2 separate regions of the Homo sapiens genome follow, and region 2 is linked to region 1. Evidence: chromatin loops called from intact Hi-C (ENCODE). Cell type or tissue: IMR-90. All regions are shown on one strand. Links, peaks and the distances in the headings refer to the core of each region. The heading gives the core; the rest is flanking DNA. Region 1 overlaps ADAMTS9 (ADAM metallopeptidase with thrombospondin type 1 motif 9). Region 2 overlaps ADAMTS9 (ADAM metallopeptidase with thrombospondin type 1 motif 9).

Evidence for each region. A loop is a pair of places that touch in the nucleus more often than their neighbours do. Peaks named below come from ENCODE experiments on the same cell type or tissue, not always from the same donor. Only the 100,000 strongest peaks of a DNase experiment are listed, where the experiment ranks them.
Region 2: it touches region 1 in a loop (3-fold over the local background); 11 of 110 quality-filtered maps call a loop at or near these places.

What each region holds. Positions count from the first base shown.
Region 1 is chr3:64,547,209-64,550,011 of GRCh38, forward strand. All of the region lies in intron 31 of ADAMTS9 (ADAM metallopeptidase with thrombospondin type 1 motif 9), which reads right to left. Among named protein-coding and RNA genes, the nearest start is that of ADAMTS9-AS1, 13 kb to the right of the region's middle. In IMR-90, for the core only: no CTCF peak of the experiment used is centred there; a DNase peak (open chromatin) is centred at 1,243; H3K27ac peaks cover 1,952 bases.
Region 2 is chr3:64,665,826-64,668,628 of GRCh38, forward strand. All of the region lies in intron 3 of ADAMTS9 (ADAM metallopeptidase with thrombospondin type 1 motif 9), which reads right to left. Among named protein-coding and RNA genes, the nearest start is that of ADAMTS9-AS2, 18 kb to the right of the region's middle. In IMR-90, for the core only: no CTCF peak of the experiment used is centred there; no DNase peak of the experiment used is centred there; H3K27ac peaks cover 247 bases.

The DNA of each region.
Region 1 (2,803 bases), core at 255-2,754:
CTTCTGGAGGTTTCGAAGGGAGGAGGAGGGGGAGGTGCTCCAGCTGTCATTCATTCAGTTTGCATCTTCAGCCCAACTGCACAGGTTGGCAAACTGCTCTTTTCTAAAGCTATGATGACCACCAAATTGGGAAGGGAAGAGGAGACAGCAGCAGCTGACCCGTGAGTCGGCATTTTGAGTGTGAAATCCAAGCACTGAGCCAACGGGGACTCTGGGACTGTTTTCCTTCCCTCCGTGGTGCTGTTGGCTTTCCTACCTGCCCTCCATTTAATTTCTTTCTCCTATCTCTCTCCCTGGCTATAGATTTTTTTTTTTTTTTTTTGAGACTGTGTCTCACTCTGTTGTCCAGGCTGGAGTGCAGTGACATGATCTCCGCTCAATGAAACCTCCGTCTCCCAGGTTCAAGTGATTCTCATGCCTCAGCCTCCCAAGTAGTTGGGATTACAGGTGTGTGCCACCACACCCAGCTAGGCTATAGATGTTGACTGGCATGTTACCTTTCTGCTTTTCTACCTCTTGCTCTATATCACGCCCTCATCTGTACTCTTTTATCCTAAGTCTATGGCATTTAAACATACTCTACCAATACAGAAATGCAGAAGAAATACACATCGTTATAGTGTCCCAACTTTCAACCTCCTTAGCTAAGTTTTTTTTTTTATCATTTTCTATATAAAAAATAAAACAGAGTTACAATTAATTTAGTTTTGATGATATTTTTAGGCAACAGCATCAAATAACTGGTCATCTTTTGTAAATGTGCTTCATAAACTTGGGGTAGAGTGCCGGTATTCTCTAGACTTACGGTTCTTGGGTGAGGGTGGGATAAATACCCCAAAACAGTATGCCACATGTGGTGTGTTATGCTTTTTCTGGGGTGAGGGACCACAGCTTTCATCAATTCTCAAGGGCAGTGAGAAGCCACAGTGTCTGCTCTGCCCTAATGTCTCCTGCTGCTTTTAGTCACATAGTTTTCTTCTCCTGCAACTTTTCCAGGGAAAAGGCTCTCCTTGAAGAAATCCCAGAGGCAGGAGAGAACAAGTCCAGCTAGAGGCACGCAGAGCATCCCTAGGCCTTCCCTTCCAGTTGGCTCGAGACATAGAAATGCTCTGTGTACATTTCTTCCTTCTTTGGCTGCTGCTGTTCAAATGTTTGAAGGCCAAGTTGACGCCAGGCCAGGAAAGTGTAAGGCCAGCCCGGGGTGTTTCATGCAGATGGCTAACAAACTCTGTCCAAGCTGTGGGTAATCTTAGTGTCTGACCCAGTGTTGCATGCATTGACAACAGTCCATACTAACTTAAACAAAGTTGTGCATTTGAGAGGGGCAAGGAATGAGACTCTTGACCCCTACAAACCAGGAGCAAAAGTCGTCCCCTGGCTATTTATGTGGGGGGGAGCCCAGTGGGAGACAGGCATTTGCTGATGGAACTGAGCCCCAAATATGGTCAGGCTAAACACAGAGGCCTCCACATCTCTATAAAGAAGCTGGCAAGAACAGATGCTCTCAGCTAGCTGATATCAGCATTGTGAAAATGTTGACTGCTGCTGGTTTCCTCAAACCATTTCAGAGAGAAACTCATACTGTAGACTCTGCATGCCTTGGTGTATGTGCTTGGTTCCACATGAGCACGTATTACTTTTCTAAATTGAAAATAACAGCAAAGCAAAACAATAAGACTGTGGGCTCCCTGCATGAGCTGTACACTTCAGGCCCTGCTAGAAAATGCATGTGTCAATCAGGACTGACAGAGCTCTTCTTTGCCAGTCTAGCTCGGGCCTCCGCCAATTCAGGTGGAGTAGAGCTCAGAGAAAAACACACAAAGAAGCCTCCAGGTAATAGAGGTCCCAGAGAGAAGGCATGTCTTCTTTTCTAGAGAGGATGCTGGTGCCAGTCCCTTTCGGCCCCTCTCCCCTCATTGCAGGTTTCCTTCCCTGTGGTCCCTGTATCTGTGCTAAATACTGTTTCCAGCCCTGTAGTTGTTGCCCATAAATTTGCAGACTTTTCAATTCATGATACACCTGCAAATTTACAGAAATGTGGAAGGCTTCCTTTTTTCTTTTCAATCTTCTCCCTGTTTCATCTTTTGGGGGTTATGGTTATATTAAAGCTATAGGAGTAATATGACTCAAGTCCCATAATAAAAGTGCTACACAAGAGATAAGCTAAGATGAAGATGTCAATCTTGGCCAGGTGAAAGGTGAGATCCCCCTGCGTTGGGATCTGGATGGGTTGGAACCTATGCCTCAAACCCAATATCAAGAACTATTCTGAACACTCATTTGGATTCCACATGTTCCTGGCTGGCCAAGAGCAAATCAATGTCGTAAAGATCAGAACCATGTCTCCTCTTCACTCTCTAAGGGCATGCGGTACTACTCAGGGCATACCGAGAAGATGCAGGGTTGGGGTCGAGCAGGGTTTCCCAGCCTCAGCACCACTGACATTTGGGCCAGATAATTCTGTATTGTGAGGGCTGCCCTGCGCACTATAGGATTCTTAGCCCCATCCCTGGCCTCCACCTTCCAACCCTGGCCAGTAGGGTCCCCTTTCCCCAGCTGTCACAACCAAACTGTCTCTAGACACTGCCAAATGTCCCCTCGAAGGACAAAATTCACAGGAATAAAGGATAGGGCGAGATAATTAGAAAAGACTTTGGGATCAGCTTTAGTGCAGGAAGCAATTCAACACCCAACACACACATCATCTAAATGCAAATATTCATCTCATTAACATGTGAAATTGCTGCCTGTCAAACTTTGAAGAGACCCAGTGGCAGCAATCATATTACCTAACAATTTTCAA
Region 2 (2,803 bases), core at 203-2,702, 120 kb after region 1:
GGCCTCAGTTTCCTGACCTTTAAATGGGCATATAAATACTTGCTTCCATCTTATGGCTATTTTGAGAATTAAATAAGAAAGCATATAGAGAATTTCTTATAAATTATAAGTTACATTTTTAAAAAAATTCACTCGTGGAACATCGATTTTGTGCCAAGTACTGGGCTAGATAAGTTGAAATAAACAACAGCAATGACAAAACAAGAATAAAACGTGGGTCCAATCTTTTAAAAAAAGGATTACAAAAATTTAAGATAGTATCCTTATTTTAAAAAACCTCACAGCAAAAAACTTTAACATCTGCTGATTTATTGGTAAAAATGTTTTAAATGAGCTTCACTTCACGTTGCAATACAATAAAATGCACAGTATGTTACTAAATAACTGGAATTATTTCAGCAAATACCAGCCAGGCCTCGTTATTCAGTGGTTACTCACTGAAGTGTTTCCTACCAAATGGGGTTGGGCCGAGGAGATCTGAATGTTAACATTAACAGTTGGAAAGTTAATTATTGCTCTCTATTTTGTAAGGTTTATCAAAATTTAACTGAGTTTCCTCAAGGCGCTGGGCTACCTTGTGACTTCACAGAGCACAGGACCAAAGGGAGGATTCAGGAGCAAGGCGAGACCCCTTTCTGCTCCACCCAAGCTTGACAGAGAGAAGGAAGTCTGCACAGGAATCATCTGTGGTGTTCCACTTGGATTCTGGAGCCAGGCCAACCCTGGTTTCCATTCCTCCCCTAAAGCTACTCTAGTTGCCCTTTCTTGTGTCATTTCCTTCTTTAAAGCCTCAGTTTCCTCATCTGTAAAATGATGGTAATAACAGCATACTGCAAAGAGTAACTGTGGAGATTAAAAGAGATAATACATAAAATGCCCTTAAAGCAGGGCATGACACAGAGGACAGGTCCAATACATATTTAACATAATAATAATTATTAGTGGTATTGTTTTACTTGTAGCATGCAAAACATCTGATCTTTATAAATTAGTATATTGACATTCTCAAACAAAACAATTTTGTTTTAGAAAGAATCTTTGATGGGGTGCAGTGGATCCTCCTGTAATCCCAGAAATTTAGGAGGTGAAGGCAGGAGGAATGCCTGAGGCTAGGAGTTCAAGACCAGCATATGCAACATAGGGATACCCTGTCTCAACAAAAATCAACCAAACAAATAATAGTGTGAGCTGTTGTTTTTTTGTTTTATTATTATTTTTTTAAGTGATGTGCCCAGTGTCAAGTAGTGCTACATGCACAGTGCTGACAGTAAATAAATACAAAGAGTGGTGGCAGAAGAGATTGTGGCTAAGACTCACTTTGGGCTGGCCTGAACCTTTATAAACTATGTTTCCATGAGAGTGGTTTATGGAACATTAGTCCCATAAGATAGTTCCAAAAACAAATCAATTAACTTTGCAAAACACTTAACACAGCATGCACATCTGGAACTTTCTCCATGCACATTAGCATTTTAAGAGCCCTGAGAAGTCTTGCAGGAAAGAAACCAGTTTACATGTGCTGAGTCGCATGATTGCCAAACTTACGGGATCTTTGCCAAGTTAAGAGGCAAGTGATGGGGACAGCACCATCACTAGAACTATAACAAGACGCAGGTGGGATGTGTGGATGGGCTTCCCTCTCAGGGAGAGAAGGGCGTGCGAGTGGAAGGCAACAACTGAGAAGCTTCTTGGCTTTTAAGGGGCGGTGGTGGGCAGTGGAAGGTGTCTGAGGGTCCCCTCAATACCTTCTAAGGGGGTGGGTGCCTCCAGCTACCTGGGGAGTTAAATTTGCTGACTTGGGCATGAGAGCTGGGTGCACTACCCCCAAAAGCCCTTCTGTGTCCTTTTCATTCTCCATTCTGTAGCTCCTTCAACTAAGTGTGATAACAACAATGACTATAGGCTATAATCATACTGGCCAACGTTTGTTGAGTTGCTTTTCTCTGTGTCAGGCACTCTCCTAAGCACTTCATATGGATTAACTTGATTATTCCTCAAAGCAACCCGATATGGTAGGAACTATTACCTTCATTTCAGAAATGAGGAAACTGAGGGACACTTGAAATAACTTGAGAAAATATTTAAAGTATCTATTTGAAGTAGTATAAGACGCTGAACATCCCAGGGCCTGTGTTTTACTAAGAGACTATTTAGTTTTGCTATTAATATCCTGCAAAGTACCCTTTAGGAAATGTTGGTTTCGATTCACTCCATCTCTTAGCAGTAGCGGGAGAGTGACCTTTCCGCCTGTCAGGGTGCCAACTGCCCACAGACACCCTGTCCTGGCTGCAGTGCACTTGCCATGGCTGCCTCTCAGGCTGCTTTGTGCCACGGCTTGGCATCTCCCAAGCTTGCACTCTCCAGTAGAAATAAAATGCAAGCCACACGTGAAAGTTAAGAATTTCTAGTAGCCACGTTTTTTTAACGTCAAAAGGAACAGATGAAATTAATTTTAATAATAGAGTCTATTGAACCCCATTATGCAAAATATTATTTCAACATGTGACACTAGCCACATCTCAAGGGCCTCCTGGTGACCGTATAGGATGGTGCATTCTAGGCAGGAAGTGTTTGCAGAGTGTATACCAGAGACAGCGTATTACGGGAGATAAGAGTGTGAGCTCGGGAATCAGAGAGACCCGTGTGTAAATCCCAGCTGCTCTGCATTCAATCTGTGTGACCTCTGGTGAGTCACTTCAGCCCTCTGTGCCTCAGTTTCCTCATCTGTGAAAAGGGAATAATGATAGTTCATGCCTAATAGGGCAGTAGGGAAGGTGAAATGACTTAGTCTACATAAAGTGTC